2 separate regions of the Homo sapiens genome follow, and region 2 is linked to region 1. A link is an interaction called in ENCODE POLR2A ChIA-PET data of the cell type or tissue named here. Cell type or tissue: GM12878. All regions are shown on one strand. Links, peaks and the distances in the headings refer to the core of each region. The heading gives the core; the rest is flanking DNA.

Evidence for each region. Peaks named below come from ENCODE experiments on the same cell type or tissue, not always from the same donor. Only the 100,000 strongest peaks of a DNase experiment are listed, where the experiment ranks them.
Region 2: POLR2A ChIA-PET joins it to region 1 with 7 read pairs; 2 of 35 experiments call an interaction of 5 or more read pairs at or near these places.

What each region holds. Positions count from the first base shown.
Region 1 is chr10:114,395,878-114,406,898 of GRCh38, forward strand. It overlaps AFAP1L2 (actin filament associated protein 1 like 2), which reads right to left and starts at 8,625. Exons shown (of 19, transcript NM_001001936.3): 1 at 8,563-8,625. The coding sequence starts at 8,578. RefSeq lists silencers at 7,780-7,829, 8,627-8,706 and an enhancer at 8,660-9,160. In GM12878, for the core only: no CTCF peak of the experiment used is centred there; no DNase peak of the experiment used is centred there; H3K27ac peaks cover 188 bases.
Region 2 is chr10:114,823,990-114,835,010 of GRCh38, forward strand. FHIP2A (FHF complex subunit HOOK interacting protein 2A) reads left to right here. Exons shown (of 17, transcript NM_020940.4): 2 at 6,863-6,941; 3 at 9,244-9,413. Among named protein-coding and RNA genes, the nearest start is that of FHIP2A, 7.7 kb to the left of the region's middle. RefSeq lists an enhancer at 6,260-6,369. In GM12878, for the core only: no CTCF peak of the experiment used is centred there; no DNase peak of the experiment used is centred there; H3K4me3 peaks cover 1,105 bases; H3K27ac peaks cover 2,177 bases.

The DNA of each region.
Region 1 (11,021 bases), core at 2,728-6,727:
CCACAAGCCAGGCCTGACCCTGCATCAGGGAAATTTCACTTCAAATATGCACAAAAACACTGCCTGCCTCTCTAACATCAATGCTTTCCCCCAACAAAACTAAGACAATTAGAACTAAGGATTGCACTGGCTATGAGTCTGTAATTCTTCCAGAAAACCCTGGAACAGGTGGAAGAGACCTGCCTTTGTGGGTGACTAGTGGCTTGGATGTGTTTGTGATTTTAAAAAGTTGCATGTGGGAAATTCTCCTGTATAATTCATGGTTGAACATGACCTCAGCCCATGTAGTCCTCACGGATGGAAGTTCCACAGCCTTCCAACAGGCTGTGCTTAATAGAGATGCAGACACAGACCCAGCTTCCCAGGGTACAGAGCCAGACAAAATTCACCTGAAGAACAGGCAAATTCAACATGGGCTTTGATTAAAAAACAAATAAATAAATAAAAAGGAAAACACCAAGATCTTAAGAGTCCATTCAGATCACCCAGAGTGATACTTCTTCCTTCTTGGGGACTTCCACATCCTGTCCGCTGGCCTGGTGCAGTGACGACTGGTAATTCTGCCCTTGCATCAGAAGGCTTCTCCTTGTCTAGAAATAAGAGGACTGATTCTTTACATCAAATGCGACTGGGTGTGTTATTTCGATAAATCATGGGTTCTTCCCCTCAAAATCAATCCTAGCTAGCATAGACAAGCAGGACTGCCAAAAACAAAAAGTCAACCAGGAAATAATTATCCTGCAGACTTGATTACTCAATTCTAATACAATAACTTTATTGGTAGAAAAAAAAGACTTGCAGACAGGCTGCCAAAGCCAGTACATTAGATCCATGTGTGGGTAGCAGCAGAGTTCCCAGGGTGGGAACCTGAGTCTAATGCTCTTATATTCCATGGTCCTCCTGGGCTTGTTGGCTGCCTGGCCTTTAGGGGAGCTGCTTTTGCCTTTTCTCTAAACAGAGGGAGAGCTTCCACTATCACACTGATTGTGCCTAATGAAAAAGTCTCTGGCATTTAGGATGTCATCAGGCATGAGCCCTTGGCCTTTTTGTTTTGTACCAAATTTCTCACCCTTTTCTGCTGCATACACCTCCAGAACCATTGCAGACACACCCACACCAAGACTCAGTTGCTAATTACAACCCATGATACCCAACCTTGACCTTGAACCTTCATCTTATACCACAGCATCACAACTGCTAGAGTGTTTTTAAAAGTCAGCTTTATTGAGGTTAATTTACACACAGAAAAAAAAAAAGCCCTTTTAACTACACAGTTCTGAATTGTGACAAGTATGTATGGCTGTGTAACCACTACCAAAATGAAGATACTGAACATCTCTATCATTCCAAAAATTTCCCTCACGCCCTTTGTGGCTCACGCCTTCCCCCAGTCCCAGTCCTGGCAACTACTGATCTGTTTCCCTATAGTTTTGCCTTTTCCAGAAAGTCATATAAATAGAATCATTCAGTGTGCAAGCTTTTGAATCTTGAATAGCAGTATGCTTCTTTCACTTAGCATACTGGTGTGTATCACTAGTGGTAAGTTACGATCTGCCAGTTTTTAAGCCTTGGACTTTCACTTTCTTGTCAAAGAGACAAAATAATTGGTTCCAGCTCATGTTTGCTATGGAGAAATCAAACTCTTGATTCAGAAACTTTTACTAAAGCTTAGGTCCGGTAATAGGGCAACTCACCATCTCAGTTTGCCCAGGACTAAGGGGATTCCTGGGACACCAGACTTTCAGTGGTAAAACCAGGAAAGTCCCAAGCAAGCCCGGAAGGCTGGTCATTCAATTTGGGAAAGCTACCTCCAAGGGTAGGACTGTACATTCACCCAGCTTGGATTCTTCCTGGTACACAGTGGTTGCTGTCTCTGAGCTAACAGCTGGCTAGCCTCTCTTGCTTTAATCTCCAGCAGAAGGCTGATTTGCAGTGTGCTGGGGCTGAGCTTCCGTACAAGCTCACCACAGTCCACCAGGACTGTATCTGCCTTTGAAGTCCTGGGAGGAGCTCCAGGAAGTGAGAAGAGAACTCAGGGGCCTGCTTAGAAAACAGCAGAACAGGATTTCTACTGGCATGGGTGCCTCTCCCCACTCCTCCCTAATACCAGACTCCCCTGAGAGATGTGAGATCCGTGTTCCCTGGCCTCACTGTGTTTTTGCATCAGTCCAATGCAACGCGTCCAGGGGGAGGCAGGCTCCTCCTGTTTTTCTACACATTCTCCCTTCTCCCCGCTCAATGCAGTTTGTGGTTAGTTTGTTTTTTGAAACTAACTGGGGAGAATATGAGAGTCGAGTGATAGAAAATTAGGAAAGGGCTCAAAGCTACTATTTGAATTTAAGGGTCTCTCCTATGTGGACTTAATGAGACATCAGAGAAAAGTCAGGCAGGGCTAGGATGTAGCTCTACACATAACAAATGAGCAGTTCGTCACCTATCTCTTTCTCCACTGACATGAAGAATACACAGATGCTATCTCTGAGAAGCTAGGATGCCTAGAGGCTGAGAAGCCCCAACTTATATCTCCCAACAGCATTGAAAAGCACACAGTGGGCAGAGCCCAGTGAACTGTGAAAAGGCAGGAACTGGTGGGATCAGAACCACATGCCAGAGGTTTCAGGGTATCTGCTCCCCTGCGTTAATTTAACATTCTCTTTCTCAAAGTCTTTACCAATAGCTCTTACAAGTTATTCCACCAAGTGGCCTGCAAGGTAGATTAGTAATCATTATTCTCACTCATACAGATGAGGAAACAAGGCTGAGAAAGATTAATTGACTTGCCCAAGGTCGCATAGCGAGTTAGTGGCAAAAGCCAGATTAGAATCCCGAGCCCCTGAGTGCCCAGGCCGGTGCCCAGCTCCTTGATCTCCCTCAACCATCCACCCAGAGCATGGGCAGAGCCAGGTCTGCACCCTCGGGAGCCCTGGAGGCCAGGTGAGCTGCTGCAGAGGGCACAGACAGGCTCATACTCACACGCAGAAACCTGCCGGATCCTTCTCTGTACCACCAGACAGCAACACCCCTGTGCTGGAATAGACAGAAATAAGGCTCAAGTCGGGAAAGCCAAGGGTGGCCACTGTGGGCTTTCATCTCCATTTCTGGAATCTGCCTTTGAGATTTTGCTTCATTTCTTTTTGTGAACCAGGTCTGTTCTCCAGAGCTAGAGCACGGGAGAATATGTGATCTCTTTGCCTGGAATTTGTTCATTTCCCCACTCCCCAATCATGTCCCAGATACCCACTATGCAGCTGGCAGTGTGCCAGGGGCTGGAGAGGGACATAAGGAAAGACAAAGTCCCTGTCTTGAAGGAGTTCAGCCTGGCAGGGAAACAAACATAGACATGTACAATTATTAGACAAATGTGACACTAATTCCACAAATATTTGTTGCCCACCTGCGATGTGCTAGGCATTAATGAGGCTATCCCAAGAGTAATGAGGGTACACAGTGGGAGTCAGGGGAGGCTTCCTGGATGAAGAGACATGTGGGCTAGGTCCTGAAGATTGAGGAGAGTTTAACTGAGCAGGTAGTCCCTCCCTGGCTGAAGGGACACCGATAAGGAATGAATTTGAAATTGCTTTGAGCACTTCTTTCCTAAATAAATCCTTGAAAAGGAATTCTACCCTTTTAGAGACTCAGTTCTCAGGGATATTATATCCTATTTCTGACTGTCTGGACTGTTGCTTAATCTCTGTAGGCCTCAGTTGGCCTGTCTCTCAAATGGGAGTGAATAATGGTCCGTGTTGCAGAGGGTGGCTCTGGGCTCGATGAACAATCTTTGGAGACACGGTCACACAAAAGTCCTTGAGAAATGAATTCCTCACATGGCCTACGGCATTCTCTTTCCCACTAAGTCTGCTACTCTCCAGCTCTCAACAGGAAATTGGTTTTATTTATAAGAATCACAATCCTAAACTGACCTTTGCTGGGCTACCCACCCACATTCCCTCCCTCATTTCCCTCTCCTCCCCAAGACACATCCTCTCTCCAAAGATTCCTCAGTGACCACAGAACAACTAGCATCGAAGAACCATTGGAAAGTCAGATAGAGGAACACTGCGAACACTGGAGGTTGTTTTCCAGATGGGGAAACTGAGGCCTGGAGAGCTCAGCAGTTTGCCCAAGGAAATGAAGCCTGTGGGTCTCCAGGTTCCTGAGCCACTACTTTCTTCATTGCACCATGACTGCCTTCATGTCTCAGCCAGGGCTCTGGACAGAAAAAGCCATCCTCCCTTGGCTTGAGGAAAGTCTCCCTTCTCTGAATGACAGAAGCCTTTAAAGAAACATTTCCCGTTATGAAAGGGAATTGGAAGAAAACTGGCACAGCTTCCTCAGCTTTGAAGCTCCTTGGCCTTTCCTGGCCCTTTAATTGTGCTGGAAGCAGCCCAGCTCGCAGGGCTCCTACCCCTTCAGAAGAGAGGAAGGGCCCAAAGCAGAATTCCCCCACTCTGCTTGGCCTTTCAGCACCAAAAGTGACCTCTCAGTATTTCTGTTTCAGACCATTTCATTGCCACATCATCCAGGGCTCCCACGCAACTTCAAAGTCAGGGAGCTCAGGGTCAAGTACAAGGAGCAAACCCTGAGCTTAGGATTTTAAGCACCACATTTGAGATCGTTTTTAAGCAACGTTCCCATAGCCTTTTAAAGCCTCTAATAGCTGAAGGTGATTACAGTAGATTTCTGCAGGTATTACAAGATTTGGTTAAGGCACATCGTGTGAGTATCGGGGGGGCATCCCTTTCACCCCACACTTGCTTTTACTTTTCCAGGTGAGGAAAGTGTATATAAAATTACTGATCTTTTTTGCTCTTTTGACATTTCATGTTTTTTGGAGGAAATTTGGTTCCCAACTTTGGCTGCATATTGGAATCACCTGAAGACCTTTAAAAAATACAATGCCCAAGCTGTACCCTAGACCAATTAAATCAGAATGTCTTGGGTGGGGCCTTTACATCCATATTTTTGAAAGCTCCACAGATGATTCCATGCACAGCAAAGGTTTAGAACTACTGCCTTAGATAGAACTTCAACACAAAAAAACCTGAGTTCGTAGGCATTGAAAAATAACAAATACAGATGATTCCTGAAGGTAGCATGCCCATCTCTTTTAATTTGCTTTTCTTTTCCAGACCTTCCCTGACCACAGATCTCAGGATTCCCATATAAACTTTGAAGTAGTATTTTACTGGATTGACTCTTTGCAGTTCATATCTGCCTCCAATGCCCTAGAGCTAAGCGGGGGGACTGGATGATCAAATTCAGAAACAAAAGAACCGCAGAAAAAGAATAATAACACTTTCAACCAATTACTGTGATCTAAATTGAAGCTGAATATCTCAACCAGGCCCATCTGTATCCAAGTATGATGCAATTTCAGGAAGCTTCGGCATGGATGTTCCAAGCACAATCCACAGATAGTAGGTCAGTCACATTTGGCCCAGACCCACTCACCAGCTGGGAGAGCAGTCAGAACCAGAATGCGTGACCACACTGGGTGAGTTCAGCCAATGGGCTCATGCACAGCGATAAAAGGATGCTCTTATGAGAGTCATAAATATGTAAACACATAAGGATGGGAACCTTCTCAAAGCACCCTGTAGGATTTGGCCCCACATCCTGACATTTGCGAGAGCCTTACTGCTTATACAACGCCAAAGAGATTCACATACAAGACATAGCCATTTTACCATCGCTATTTATGGCAACTCTCATAAAAGTGCCATCTCTCTAGGAAGGGACTCCCACATACTCCCCGATCCCTTATTTTTGCTTGGGTGAGTCATGGCTATCTAGCAGAAATCTTGGAAGGGACTGGGAAGAAAGTCTGGAAGTGTCTCTGCAACAGGCATGTCACATGGGTGATATTCCAACCACCCATCATCTCCAGACCTCACTTTACATCCTACAAGACAATGGAAAATCCACTCAGAGCCCAAAAATGATAGGCTATTTTTGGAGGATGTACAATATATATAACAAGCAGGCTAAGGAACATGGAAAGACAATTTCTCCTACATGAACTGCTTTATAAGATTTGCAAATTAGAGAAAACATTTTGAGACTCTGAAGACAGCCATGAGGCATTTCCACCTACCTGAGAGAGGGAGAGCTCAAAATTGGAAGTACAGAAACAGAATGAAGAGGCATTTAAATAACACATTTAAAAAGTGTCACACACAATAAGAATTTTTCTTTACAGTTTTTACTTAGGCTCCAGGAGCCCAACTAAATAAACCTGCTTTTTCCGTTTAACTTTGTTGTTTAAACCACTATTCCTAGTTATTCCAATAACTATTCAATCTCAACTTTAAGAAGATGGCCCCAGTCTCTGAAAAGCAAGAAGAGACTACCGATTCTAGTCAGTCACACTGGTTAATCAGAGATGGGCTTCATTTTGCATTTTGCATAGAGGAACTTTTCCATTTAAAGGGTGTTCAAAGCACAACTTATCTGCCTCTCAGGAGAATGGGGAATTCTATATCCTGGGGCTAGGGGATCCCCAAATTCCTCAGTGAAAGGTGTAGTAAACCTATTAGCAGCATGACACCAGCGAGACAAAATAAAGATTTTTCTCATGAGTCAAACACTGGAATTTGAGTTGGATTAGCCTCTGAAACCTAGATAATTCTCAGGTTTACCCACTTATCACTCTGTGTCTGGTTTACTGCAAAATGATCAGGCAGATACATGTGTTACCAAAAACATAAGCACCCTGACCTGGAAACGAAGTTCCCTTCAGTTGGCAAAAACTGATCCTCTTCGAGGGTGGGAGGATTTTAAGCTCCTGAGAGAGAAAGATAACTAAGAAGACTTTTATCAGGTCAAGGGCCAAGTCAAAAGTTATTAATACAAAAGCCTTCTGAGAATAACGGGACATTTTGAAAGACCCCAAATGTGATTTGCCCTGATTTAGAGAGATTAATATGCTGATTTGAGAAAGTAGCTTGCAACCTACAACTAACACCACCCCCACCCCCATACACACACCCCAGCTTTGCAAGTCAGGGAGCTGGAAGGCACCCCAGAGGCCAACACTTCCTGTCAGGCTCAACTCAAGGCCTGAATTCCCAGAGAGGGTCCCTCCCGAAGGGCGGAGGGGCCCCAGTAGGGGAGGGAGTGCAAACGGCCATGTTACAAGGAGCAGGACTGTGGCTTCCTCAAGTGTCTGAGACAGCATAAGCGCGCATTCAGTCATTCAAGCACAAAACTGACGTGATCCCAGTAGAATTTGAGAAGAAGAAAACCACCGGGTTAGAAATGCGAGAGAAGCTCCAGGGAGGGTTCACAGAAAGAAATCAAAGGTGGCCAACTCCTTTAACCCTGTCCCCCACGCCGGCTCCCTGCTGTCGGCAAAGACCCTTCCTGAATATATGAAGCTCTGTCTGGGACTTGGATCTTTTGCCTTCACCAGTAACCAGGCTACCCAGATGAGAAAAAGCAATGGGAAAGTGAAAGACAAGACTACTTTAGGGAAGCCGGTCCCAACAGGTCCCTTTATGTCAGTTTCAGGGATCAGAGCCCTCCGGGAGTGAGATTCCTGGGAATCTGAGCGTTCTCTTTTTATTACTCTCTCCCAGGGGAAAACAAATATAGAAGCAGCATTTCCTCCCGCAGGTTTGGCGGAGACCGGTCCAGCAAAAGAGAAGGCAAGAGGCTTTTCCAAAGGGAAGGGGTCTGCAGGAGGATGGGGGAGGGGGGAGCGCCCGCAGGGTTCCTCTTAAGGGGCAACTCCCTGTACTCCCTTTTCAAAAGAACCGCAATCGAGACTTGTAGACCAGCTCCGAGGCTCCGAGTGTGGGTGCTAAGCTGGGCGTCCGGCGCACCCGGGACGGCCCGCCCACCGGGGTTTGGCGGAGATCCTGGCCCCCGCCAAACCCAAAGCTCGCCCAGCTGCGCACTGAGCTAAGCCCTCGGGTCCGGACGCCTCCAGGAGCTCCACCTGCCGGGCACTCCATTCGGCCCCCGACCCTCGCATCCCTCCTTTCTTGGTGTGGGGGAGCAAAGAAGGGCTTGGAGAGAAACGATGACCCGAACGGCAGGACGTTTGGGGAGGCCCCACCTAGCCCGGGGAGGGTCTGCGCGCCCACTCCACTGCCCAAGCGCTTTGCCGGGAGCAGGAAGCCCCTAGCCCGGCGGGCGCCCGGGAGAAAGGACTCAACAGCCCGACCCTTTGCCCCCAGCAGCTCAGCACGGTTCCCACCTTCTTCGGGGCTTCCTCGGCCCCAGGCATCTTTCCTGTGCGGCGGGACTGAGGGTGGAGTGGGGTGCCGGGCTCACCCTCTCTCCTGCAACAGGTGAGAAGCCCCGCCACGCCCCCCACTGACGACCCCCTCCTTCCGCGCCCGGGAGGATCAAAGGGCTCGGGCCGCAGCAGCCACCTAGGAGCCCACCCGCCCAGTCCGCGGCGCCGCTGTCGCCCCCTCTTAGGCCCAGGTCCGGGCTGGGTGGGGGCAGTGGGCTCTGCTTATCCCGAGTCCTGGCAAGACGAGTCCTAGCCCTGCCCTCCGCGTCGCTGGGCGAAAGGGAGTGGGTGTGCGCCGCGCGAGGAACCCGCGCCCTCACCTTTGTACCGCTCCATCGGGGCCACGGAGTGCGCTCCTCGCGGCTCGGCTTCTGCGCTGCTCTCCCGGCGCTCGGCTCAGCGCCCAGGCCGCCGCGCTGGCCCCTCCCCGTGAGGTCACGCTCGCGGCCGGACCTCCTGGCGGGGCCGCCGCGCCCAGGGTCCTCGGACCTGGCCCCCGCCAGGGCTCGCCCCCAGCGCCCCTGTCCCAGCGCCCCTGTCCCAGCGCCGGAGAACTCCGGCCCGCCGAGGCTGACAGTCGGCTCTTGAGTCGGTGCGCGCCCGCGGCCCCGCTCGCCGCCCCCGGCCGCCTTGGCACTCCCTTCACGTCTTGACTCCGGGGGCGTCGAGAGGGAACGAGACTGGGACGTTCCCAAACTCTGGGGGAGGCTCCGGGAGGCCGGGCTTGGGTGGGCCTCCAAGATTGTTCCCACACCCCTGCCCGCTGCAAACCCAATGCCTGGAGGAGGAGACCGAGGTCCAAGCTAGGAGGTTGAGACTGGCTTAGAGCTCCTCGCGCTTGGCTCCCGAGCCAGCGCGCTTTTGCCCTAGGCCTTCCTGGAGGGGCGAGGAGGGCAGCGGGGCGGGCAACCAAACCTGCTCCGGGTTCTTTGGGGATTGCTCCCACTCTCTTGGAACCTCTCTGGGCAGCCGCTGCCAATCGCGCACACTTCAGGGTGTGTGAAAACATCTGCTTGCTGCTTTCTACCTGAATTTCCAGGGCCAACGCCACAAGTCAGGGAGTGCCGTTTCCGGGGCGCCCAGTAAACCTGACCGCCTTGGAGGGGTGGCGCCGGTTCCATAAGGAAGCTCGGCCATGGCTCTGAATCTCCACCCTGCACTGCCTCCATCCAGAAGTGCCACACTTCCATCCTTTGCCTTTTGCCACCGGTCCTTCCAGGCCCTTAATGCGACCTAGTCTTCTCCGTGCTCCCCCCAGAGATCTATGTGTTCTTTTAAACTTTTTCAGTTTTCACTTTAAAATCTCAGTCACGGTTTGTGCTGGGTGCCTGGTTGGTTACCTAAGTTCCCCAGCTTCCTTGAAGGAACAATTAAGGAAGATTTGGCAGTGGTGGTTTTCTAAAAGACTTCTTAATTCTTCCTTGGAATCGCAGATTTAGTTGTGATGTTTGGAGACCTCCCCCAACCCCTCCCAACAGCATGTAGAAATATTTTTCTTAGTTATACTAGCACCTAATGTGGATGGAGCCCTCCCCACAAGCCAGGCACGGCGCTAAGGGCTGTACATCACTGCCTTTAGTTTCCCCGATATCCCTGTGACATGGGTATTATTATGATCTCTTTCATAGAGGTGAAGAAGCTACGGCTGGGCGCGGTGGCTCACGCCTGTAATCTCAGCACTTTGGGAGGCTGAGGCGGGCGGATCACGAAGTCAGGAGTTCGAGACGAGCCTGGCCAACATGGTGAAACTCCATCTCTACTAAAAAAAAAAAAAAATAGCTGGGCTTGGTGGCAGGGGCCTGTAAACTCAGCTACTTGGGAGGCTGAGGCAGGAGAATCGTTTGAACTTGGGAGATGGAGGTTGCAGTGAGCTGAGATTGCGCACTGCACTCCAGCCTGGGTGACAGTGTGAGACTACGTCTCAAAAAAAAGAAAAGAGGTTAAGCAATTTGCTCAAAGTCACACAGCTAGAAAAGAGCGGAGCAGGCGTTAAACTCGGATCTGTCTGCTTCCAAATGTGTATTTTAATTTTTATTTTTTTAGAGACAAGGTCTTGGTTTGTTGCCTAGGTTGGAGTGCAGTGGCACAATCTTGGTTCACTGCAGCCTCAAACTCGTGGGCTTCACACTGATCATTACAGAAATGCAAATCAAAACTGCAATGAGATACCATACCGTCAGAATGGCTATTATTAAAAAGTCAAAAAATAACAGATGCTGGTGAGGTTGCAGAGAAAATGGAATGCTTATACACTGCTGGTGGAAATGTAAATTAGTTCAACTATTGTGAAAAGTAGTTTGGTGATTTCTTAAAGAACTTAAAACAGAACTACCATTCAACCCAGAAATCCCATTATTGGATATATACCCAAAGGAATATAAATGGTTCTACCATAAAGACATATGCACATGTATGTTTATTGCAGCACTACTCATAATAGCAGAGATATGGAATCAACCTAAATGGTCATCAACAGTAGACTGGATAAACAAAATATGGTGCATATATACCATGGAATACTATGCAGCCATAAAAAAGAACAAGACCATGTCCTTTGCAGCAAGGAAGAATGGAGCTGGGGGTCATTTTCATAAGCAAACTAATGCAAGAACGGATAACCAAATACCACATGTTCTCACTTTTAAGTGGGATCTAAATACTGAGTACACATGGACACACAAAAGGGAACAACAGACACCACAGCCTACTTGAGGGTGGAGGGTGAGAGGAGAGTAGGGATTGAAAAATTACCTATTGAGCACTATGCTTACTACCTGTG
Region 2 (11,021 bases), core at 4,620-8,619, 430 kb after region 1:
TGCCATATTCAAGTACTGCCTTGAATCCATGTGAATGAAGTGATGTGTAGGCATTGTATTAGGTATTAGAAGCAATCTAGAGATGATTTAAAGAATACAGGTATGCATAGGTTATATGAAAATATGCCATTTTATAACAGGGACTTGAACATCCTCAGATCTTAGGGGTAGGAAGAGATGTCCTGGAACTAGTCCCCTACAGATACCAACTATATTTATATCCTTTACCCATCAGGCTAGTATTTACAGAAATAAGTACTTAGAAAAAGAAAGACGGCTTTCCTGCTCTCCTAGTAAAGGCTCATTTTTATCCGGAGGCCTGTGTTTTCTTGTCCTCGTTATCTTTTTATAATTGTATATATTAGCATCTGCCAAATTATCTGGCTCCTGCTCTGTAATATCCTTAGCCTACTTTGCTGAGGTTAGTGAGAAAAAGTTAGAGTGGCTTGTGTTCACCTAGTCCTGAAATTAATGCATTGCATTTAGAAGTGTAATGTTTTCATTTGCTTAGACCTAATGTTTTCATTTGTGGCACCACCCATCTTATCTTGATAGGAGGTTAAATCTCATGAAAAATGTTTGATGTTCTATACTAACCTTTTTTTCCCCCCTTTTAACATTCTCTCTTGGGAATGAACTCATGTGCAATGATGAATAAGCCATCCTTGTGTATTTGGATAGTTTTTTCGTAGCCCAAGGTTAGTTTCCAGTTATTCAGTTCTGTTTATTAATTTGCTTGATATTTTCCTCTATGAACCAATCTTACCATTCCTCAGTTCATTTCATTAGCTCTTCTGTGTGTTCCTGTTCATGTGTACGTCCAATTAGCATTTCCTGATGCAGTATTCCAATTAACATAGTTATCAGGATTATACAGAGACAGAAAATACCTGGATGCTGACATGAGCTTTTTTCATTATTTTGTTGGATCAGTCTGTGGAGTAATGCTTTTCCAACCATTTTGGTATGATTACTTTCCAGGTTTCCTTATTTAATTGATAAGCCTTCAAATGGGTTTTTAATTTTTAATTAACTATTTACTTATTTTTCGAGACAGGGTCTCTGTCACCCAGGCTAGAGTGCAGTGACATGATCATGGCTCACTGCAGCCTCAACCTCCAGGGCTCAAACGATTCTCCTGCCTCAGCCTCCTGAGTAGCTGAGACTATAGGCCAGCACCACCACACTCAATTTTTAAAAAAATTTTTTGTAGACACTGGGCCTCACAATGTAGACACTGTGCCCAGGTTGGTCTCACATTTTTGGGCTTGAGTGAGCCTCCCACCTCCATCTCCTAAAGTGCCAGGATTATAGGGATGGAGCCATCATACCTGGCCCAAATAGTTTTTTTAGTGTTGACTGGATGTATTCATTTAAGTGAGGCTTAAACATAGAGTTTATCTTACTGTTTAATTAATGGTTTCTCCTCACTCCCTGGCAACTACTTATAACGTGAAAAATATGACTAAGATATTTTCCAAAATTAATATTTGAAAATGTGTTGTTAAGCTGATAGACTGCATTTTGAGTATGGAAGATAAGTTCACACCTTCTTGATTAAAAACAAGAACTGTAATGTAACTCCTGCCTCCCTTTTTAGAAATGACAGTCTTCTCTCAGTACAGAAATGATTGGCCAGTAAGAGTCTTATGAAATGAATCTGTTAGCCAGTTGCCGCATGTCACAAGTCTGAATTCAGGCCTTTCTTGTAGTTAGTTCCGGGGTTAGATTGGATTGTTTTAACACAACTTCTTCAAAAGATAGATAAAACACTTTCCATGTAGTACAATTTGGTATTTGTTGAGAGCCTAGTCCTCACTAGGGAATGTGCCAAGGGCATGTTCCTCTTAAATTCCAACCAGTTCCACCCTTGCGGGCAGATTTATTCCAGAGAGGATAAAGGACAGTGTCAGGGAAGAGTTTTATCATTTTAGCTAATTCCTTTAATGGAAGTCATCTTTCAGAATGTAAGTGCAATGTTTTCTTTTCAAATTATAGTTAAGAGTTCATGATGATTGTTGAGACTAGCAATTCCTTAAAAATCTCCTGTGCCCTGGAAATTCAAACCACAAATCAAATGTATCTCATGTTTTCTCAGGCATATTCTTTTCCAACAAGTGATCTCTAGGTTCAGTCCTTCACTCATTCAGCACATGTCTTCTGAGTCACCACGAAAGCCTGGCTCCAAGTGAGGGAAACAAGGTGGACTTGGTGTGCTTGTGTCCTTGGTCACAATGCTTACAGTCTCATATGGGAAACAAAACAAATATACAAGTTAGATTACAGAATAAGGAATGCCTAAGAATGTGTTCTAGCCCATAGAGCCAGACAGAATCATGTTCCATTCCTGCCTCTGTCCCTTCCTTCTACACTTGGACAAGTTACTTGATATGTATACATTTCCATTTCTTCATTATAAAGGGAAATAATTAAACCTATCATAGAATTGTTGTGAAGATTAAAATGAGATAATGTACATGAAGTGCTTAGTGCAGTGCCTGGCACATAAAAAGTGCTCAGTAAAAGTCAACCATTATTGTCATTTGGATGATTGGTTTAGCCAGTGAACTCTATAGGAGAAGGGAGCAAGCATTTAGGATTGGAGTTGTTATAGAAGGCTCTCTGGAAGGAAGTGAGCAAGACTTTAGAGAGGCAGAGAAGATGGGGAAGGTCACTAGGAAAGCCAGGGGCAGAAAGAAGCATTTAAAAAATCTGGGAGTGGCATCAGGCACAGTGGCTCACACCTGTAATGCCAGCACTTTGGGAGGCCGAGGCGGACGGATCACCTGAGGTCAGGAGTTCGAGACCAGCCTGACCAATATGATGAAACCCCATCTTTACTAAAAATACAAAAATTAGCCAGATGCGGTAGCATGCGCCTGTAATCCCAGCTACTTGGGAGGCTGAGACAGGAGAATCGCTTGAATCCGGGAGGCAGAGGTTGCAATGAGCCGAGATCACGCCATTGCACTCCAGCCAGGGCAACAAGAGCAAAACTCTGTCTCAAAAATCAAATAAAATCTGGGAGTGGAATGTTGATGATACATGAGACACAGTAAAAGCAGAGGTGGCTTTTAGAACACTAGTTTTCATCTGAATTATCCATCTAGATACTTTTGTGTGATGGGTATATTGGACACAGTCAAGACTCCCAGTTGAAGGCAGTGTTTCCTTGGGTAAGTCAGTTAACCAATTTTGAGTCTTCAGAGTTTGAGCAAAATAGGTTTATCACAAGAGTTTAAGATCATACAGTATGTGCAAAATTTGCAGTATTACACCTGGCACATAACTACTCATTAAAAGGCAGTGACTTCTGTGTTATTTATGCATTTATATATATTATCAAATACTTAACTCTGTGTCATGCCTGAGTTGGAAACCAGAGATTGAGTGATGAAAAAGATGATACAGTTCCAGCCCTCATAGAGCTGACAATCTAGTGGAAGAGATGAATAATTAAACAATGACAAAAGTGGGATATGGGATAAAAGAGAGCAAGCCAGCTGGTAAAGAGTATCAAGGCATAGGCCGGGCCCGGTGGCTCACGCCTGTAATCCCAGCACTTTGGGAGGCCAAGGCGGGCGGATCATGAGGTCAGGAGATCGAGACCATCCTGGCTAACACGGTGAAACCCTGTCTCTACTAAAAATACAAAAAATTAGCTGGGCGTGGTAGCAGGCGCCTGTAGTCCCAGCTACTCGGGAGGCTGAGGCAGGAGAATGGTGTGAACCCGGGAGGCGGAGCTTGCAGTGAGCCGAGATCACGCCACTGCACTCCAGCCTGGGTGACAGAGCGAGACTCCATCTCAAAAAAAAAAAAAAAAAAAGAGTATCAAGGCATATATAGGGACTCCATCCTAGGCAGGAAGAGCCTGGTCAAGCTTTGCAGAGAAAGCGAAGTCTAGTTAAGGGTTTCATGTCAACTTGGGGTTGAGATAGTCATTGCATGAATTTTTTAAAATTTAATTCTCTGTGTTGTAAAAAATTAAATTGGAATCTCTTGATACTGATTCACACTTTTTTTTTTTTAACTCAGAGCATCAATATTTTTATGCAGTGATAAAACAGGTAATTTGCATGTTAGAATTAGTAATGAAAGTTTACCAGAAAGTTTTACATAAATAAGGACATTTATTCATGTTTGAACAAGATTATTACTAATCTAAGTTATTAGCAATTGAGAACTGTTTAACTCTCTAGTTAAATAGGTTTCTTATTTAAATCTAACTCCTGGAGGGAGGTATTCACAAAGTAACACCATTCTGCTTTGAATTTGACTGTAACCTACAACAAGGGTCCTGACACAAATGCACTAAGACTTCTCTGTCTGGTGACCAGAGAATACAGTTTCAATTCCCTTGAAATACAGTTAAATCCCACTCCTGAAATAATCTGGAAAAAGGATACTGTAACTCCTCATATACCCAGGAGGTTGCCTTGGAAAAATTTAACAAATCATAGCATTTACACTTAAGAAATTAGGTACAGTTCCTGAAACAACAAATTTCATTTGGGTTTGTCCCACTCGTGAATGCACTTAACTGTATAAAGGTAGTCTATAGAAGTCAGGTCCAAAAAAATTAGGAAGAGGTTTTATTATTTTGAGAACATTCTAAAAACAAGTGGCTGATTAAAACTTTTTTTTATCTAAACATTTTAGGAAGATGATACTGTTTTCCCAAGTTAATACTTTGATTCTTAATTTTCTTCCTTATTTTTTCCCTCAATCTCCCGTAAGTTTTTTTCTCCCCATGTTCTCCTTGAAGTTAAAGTACTCCCAAAGATTTTAACTCCTTTCTTGCAGTCTTTTTTATTTTTATTTTCTTGAAAATAAGGTGAATATTTTATTCTCTTAACACAGTACGATTTACAGTGGAAGATACTGATAATTGTTGAAATATTTTCAGGTCTATTTTATTCCATAAATACATTTCATCTTCTTGATTGAAACACTTAAGGTGTTTATGACCAATATTTCTAATTTGGACAATAGTTCGGAAATTGTTTCGACAGGGTTGCCAGCTCTGAGGTGGATGCTCAGGACACCAAGAAATCAAAATGGTACCAGTAGAAGTGCAAGAATAACATGACCTCTTTTAGGTCATCTGTTTAGAGGAAGTCTATGAAAATGGACTCTGGAGAAGTAAAGAAACAAAAGAATGGGTACTCCATAGGCAGGGCAGCCCCAAGAGCTACTAGTTGGCTATTTTTCTAGTTATTAATTGATCATATGCTAAACAAGGGATGGCTTATTCATGAACTTTCTGGGGAAAGGGGTGGGCCATTCTCGGCCTTGAGGGTTCCTCCCCTTTTTAGACTATATAGGGATGGCTTATTCATGAACTTTCTGGGGAAAGGGGTGGGCCATTCTCAGCCTTGAGGGTTCCTCCCCTTTTTAGACTATATAAGGATGGCATCTTTCAGACATTGCCATGGCATTTGAAGGCTGTCATGGCACTAGTGGGAGTGGCTCTTAGCATGCTAATGCATTACAATTAGTGTATAATGAGCAGTAAAGATAACTGGAGGTCACTTTTGTGACCATCTTGGTTTTGGTGAGTTTTGGCCAGCTTCTTTACCGAATGCTGTTTATCAGCAGGGTCTTTATGACCTGTATCTTGTGATATCGGACCTGTGACCTCCAGTCTCATCGTGTGACTAAGAATGCCTAACCTCCTGGGAATGCAGCCCAGCAGGTCTTAGCCTCATTTTACCCAGCTCCTGTTCAAGATGGAGTTGCTGTGGTTCAAAGGCCTCTGACAACACTAGGACTAGGGGAGCTCTCACTCTCTTTCACTCTTTAAGGAAAAGAAATGTAGAAAGTGTATGCAAATCTTTTTCTATCCATTTAACACACACTTGAAATACTTGTAGGTTTGCTATAAGATGGCTGAGGGGATATAATTTTGGGCATAAAACTTCTGAAGTAAGTTTTAGAGCTAAAATGTTGAGCATTTTTGACTTTGTGGAATTTAAATTGTTAGTATCTTGTTCAAGTAGTTATTTTGCTAAAAATATGCACTGCCTAATCCAAGCTTAAAAAAGAAAAGATTTACATTTGTATGTCACTGAATGTAGGGTACAGTTTTAATCTGATTACGAAGTTGACTTTGGTATATGTTTTAGTAGTGATGATGTGGAACTAATTACATAGCAGCTTTTTACTGTTTTGCATTTCAAAGTCCTAGGTACAAAGATTCCTGGCTATTAGTAATTTCATTTACTGATATGTCAGTAATAGAATATTGTTTCGTTTTCATTTAATATACCTCTGAAACCTACTTTTTTTTTTTTTTTTTTTTGAGATAGAATCTCGTTCTGTCATCCAGGCTGGAGTGCAGTGGCGCAATCTTGGCTCACTGAAACCTCCACCTCCCAGGTTCAAGCGATTCTCCTGTCTCAGCCTCCCCAGAAGCTGGGACTACAGGCGCACGGCACCACGCCTGGCTAATTTTTGTATTTTTAGTAGAGATGGGGTTTCACCACGTTGCCCGGCTGGTCTTGAACTCCTGACCTCAAGTGATTCACCTACCTCAGCCTCCCAGAGTGCTGGGATTAGGGGTGTGAGCCACTGCCCCCAGCCTGAAACCTACTTTTAAAAAAGTGTCAGGGGAGGAAAAAAAAGCTTGATACTGTAGTTTAATAATAATGTTGATAAATATGTTTTTCCTCTTCTTGATAACTCATTTTTACTTTCTTGGATTTGACTTATTTTGTTTCTCTTTAATATCTGACATATAAAAACAAAGTTCACCCCTTATTTTTATGCTACCTTTGCATTGTAATAGATAAATACAGAGTTATAAGTTATGGGAAATTTTCAATGCCATTTTCTTAATTGTTGTGGTCTTTTGTTTGTGTAGCTTGCACCTTCTCTTCCTTTACAAGAAGATTTTGTTTATCACTGGAAGGCAATTACCCATTACTACATAGAGACTTCAGGTAAGGAACAATGCTGATATTAACTGAAAATTTGTGAAAGTTAAACAGAAAATTTGTGAAATACTAAAATATTTTTAAGTAAGTCTCCAAAGTTATTTTATATTTAAGTTTATAGACAATCTTATCTTTGTCTTTAAGATTCAGTCACTCATTTAAAAATATACCTGTTGAGCACCTACTACTGTGTGTCAGGCATTGTTGAGGCACTGGGGGATAGAACAGTCAGTCAAACAGACAACACTGCTGTCCTCACAGAGTTTATGTATTGATTGGGAGGAGGCAGACAGTATATAGACAAATATGTATAGTGTGTCAGATGATAAGCGTCAAGGGAAAATGAAGCAGGCTAAAGAGTACGTTGGGGTGGTGGGAGTGGACAGTTGGCTATTTTAGGTTAGAGAAAACCTCATTGCCCAATATGACTTGTGAGCTGAAATCTAAAGGATAAAGGAACCAAGCCTGCTAGATATCTGGGGGAAGGATGTCTCGGGAATGAGACCTAATTCACAAACCCTCAGGCCAGAGCATGTGGCACGCTTGGCACATCCCAGGAACTTTAAGGAAGCCAGTGTGGATAGAGCTTGAACATTCATTCTTTCTTGGAGCGTTTGTGTATATAAAGGCTACAATTATGGGGAAAACACATTTTTAAAAAGTAAATTACAAGTAAGCTTACAAATCGTCTTTTACTAGTGCTAGGCTACTCATTTTAGAATATGAAATGAGACATAACATTTCTTGAATTCTTTGTGCTAAGGACTGAGCTTTATTATTTCATTGAATTCATATAACAGTACTCACTAGTGTTTATTAGTTCCATTTTATAGTTGTTGGTGACTGATGCTTACATAGTTTGCACCAGTTCATCCAGCTGAAAGTGACAGAGCCAAGATTTGAATCCAAGTTGTCTAACTCCAGGGCCCATGCTTTTAACAACTGTCCCATACCATATCAAACTTGATACATATGTCCTCCTGAAAACAAAGGTGACCCTTCTCTATCCATTGTTTTCTCCATAAGGCTTAGTGTTATGGTTTTCTGTGTTAGTATACATACAGACAAAGCAGCATATCAGTACATAGCATACCAGAATTGTGTTGTTCAAACTATAGAAGTACAAAGTAAATGAAAATAGAGACATAAGTAAAGAATTTGGCACTTCCTAATGTATTTTGTATTTAAATGTTCTATAAAACTTCACATTTTTAAGAGTAATTTAACCTTAGTATAATAAGGATGGGTTGATAAAACCATGGGATGTTTGAGTCTAACTGTGATATGTTAAAAAATATCACTAAATTTTTATTTTATTATAAGAAATCAATAATATTTAATAAAAATTCTCCTGAGAAGCAACTTTGAAAAACAGATTTTGGAAAACAGCTATACGTTAATGAGAGATGTCAGTAATTTTAATAGAGGGTTTTCCTTTTGGCTTCTCATTGTAATAGAAGAAAATGAATTAAGGACATTAAGTGACAGATTTCCCAATCCTACAAAGTAACGTAGTAGCAATCCAAAACAGAATCTGTCCTCTTCATATATCCCAGGTTATTTGCCTTCATGTTCAAGGCCAACCTATTTCTATTTAAAGAGACTTAAAGTTCAGATCTTCTGAACTGGCTAAGTGAAAAAAAAATATTTTAATTATAAATACACATAGAACATTTTTGATGTGACATGTATTTTTCCTGGTCATGTTCCCATTTCCCACATAAATAGCTCTTATTTCTGAATTACTGTGGATAGATGAATGTTAGCTTATGGAATATATTTGAGATTTTTTTTTTTTTTTTTTTGAGATGGTGTCCCTCTCTGTCGCCCAGGCTGACGTTCAGTGGTGCGATCTCTGCTCACTGCAGCCTCCACCTCCCAGGTTCAAGAGATTCTCCTGCCTCAGCCTCCTGAGTGGCTGGAATCACAGGCGCCTGCCACCACACACGGCTAATTTTTTTGTATTTTTAGTAGAGAGGAGGTTTCACTGTGTTGAACAGGCTGGTCTTGGATTCCTGACCTCAGGTGATCCACCTGCCTCGGCCTCCCAAAGTGCTGGAATTACAGGTGTGAGCCACCGTGCCTAGCCATATTTCAGAATATTGATTCAGTTTTAGGGTAAGAATATGACAAAATGCATCATCTAAATTCTAGCAGAGATAATCATACTGTGTTTATAAACCTCACTTAAGTGTGTAGTTCAGATTTTTCTCAGTTTGAATAGGAAAAGGGAAATACAGAGTATTTTAGGTGCAAATATGCAGTTTAAAAATGTTTAAATATTTGATGAATGTTTTTTATTGTTTAGATGATAAAGCCCCAGTGACCGATACAAATATTCCATCGCATCTGGAACAGATGTTAGATATACTGGTTCAAGAAGAAAATGAACGGGAATCTGGAGAGACAGGGCCATGTATGGAATATTTGCTTCATCACAAGATCTTGGAAACATTATATACCTTGGGGAAAGCTGATGTAAGTTCCTGATCCACACCATGTTCTTGGGCATTAGTACATGCATTAATGTCTTACGAATAAAGAAGCTGCCAAATACTTGATTATAAAGGTACATATTGAACATGGCAGGATTCAAGTTAAGATTGTAGAAAAAAGAAAATTGTGTAGCCTATACAAATATGTCCATAGAGATAGAAAGATTCCAAACACTCTAGACAACAACTTGTACTTGGCTGCTTAGAATTCCAATGTAAACATTTATGAAAATAAACTCAAGTACGTGAGCTCAGAATAAAAAAAAGAGATAGAAGGAAGTCAGTTAAAATAGGATTGAAAAATAGGAATTATTTGTCATAGTCCTGGAAGAGAATGTCACTGATGATTTTGACACTAACTAAACTGTTAAGTGGAGCCAATTTATATTTTTTAGGCCTGATGAATTTTGAAAAATCTTTACAAAGCTGAAATTGTGATATCAATAATATTTTATATTCCAAAACCTTCAAATTACTTATAGAGACAAGTTTTCCAGCCGTGTGGCCGAGTAAGGGAACGGGAGAGCCTTGGGTTCAGATTAGGGGGCCAGGCTTCCAGTCCTGACATCATTATTCACACACTGTGACCATTGTAAGTCTCTTTGGTTAATCTTCCTCCTCTTTAAAATCCAGGAAGTGTTTGCTAAGGGGCCTCCCCAGCCCTAAAAGTCTATATAGTTCTGTGAATTTCTATGATATATGTGAAAAAAATTAGGCTAAAACAAAAGAAACCTGTAGACACATTTTTATGACAGAGAGATATGAATAGTAGCATGCAAGATGATTTCCTTTTGTCTGTCTGTAATACTCTAATTTACTTTTAAGTTAAATTCACTCAATTTATGTTTTTTAGGCAACACACCTGCTCTCTAATATTCTGCAACTCATTCTCCTCCTCCTTTTTCCTGTCCTTTGGAGAGAAGGATTGTTAATAATAAATTGATTAATTGATTTTTGAGCAGAAGTTAGTAATTGTACGTCTAGTAAATTTATTTTAATACAGGTGATTGTAAATATAATTTAGTGGTTTATCTAAATAATGTAAAGTATTTGCTAGCTTAAAAATATTGTGCATAAGATTATAGTTTATACTATTTCCAGATAACATGTCTATGATGATGCTTTGGAAATACTTATTTTGTAACTGTATTTGAAATGTGAAGCAGTATAAGCAGCTTAATTAAGGAAGTTAACCTTGTTAATTCATACTCTCTTAATCTGCAGTGTGAGTGATCATTGGGTTTACCTACTTTTCAGCAAATACTTAAAACAACTGGCATGTTACAAAAACTAATTTATTAAACATTCTTTGCCTATTATAATCATAATGTAAATAATTTGATTTATATTATGATTATAATAGGCAAAGAATATTTACAGTTGACCCTTGAACAACATGGGTTTGAACTGTGTAGGTCCACATATAGGCAGAATTTTTGCAACCAAACATGGATGAAAAATATAGTATTTCCAGGATGCAAAACCTGTCTATGCAAAGGGCTGAATTTTCACATATGTGGGTTCCACAGGGCTGACTACCAGAACTGAGTGAGTGCAGATTTGGGTATAATCGTGTATACCGAGGCACAGC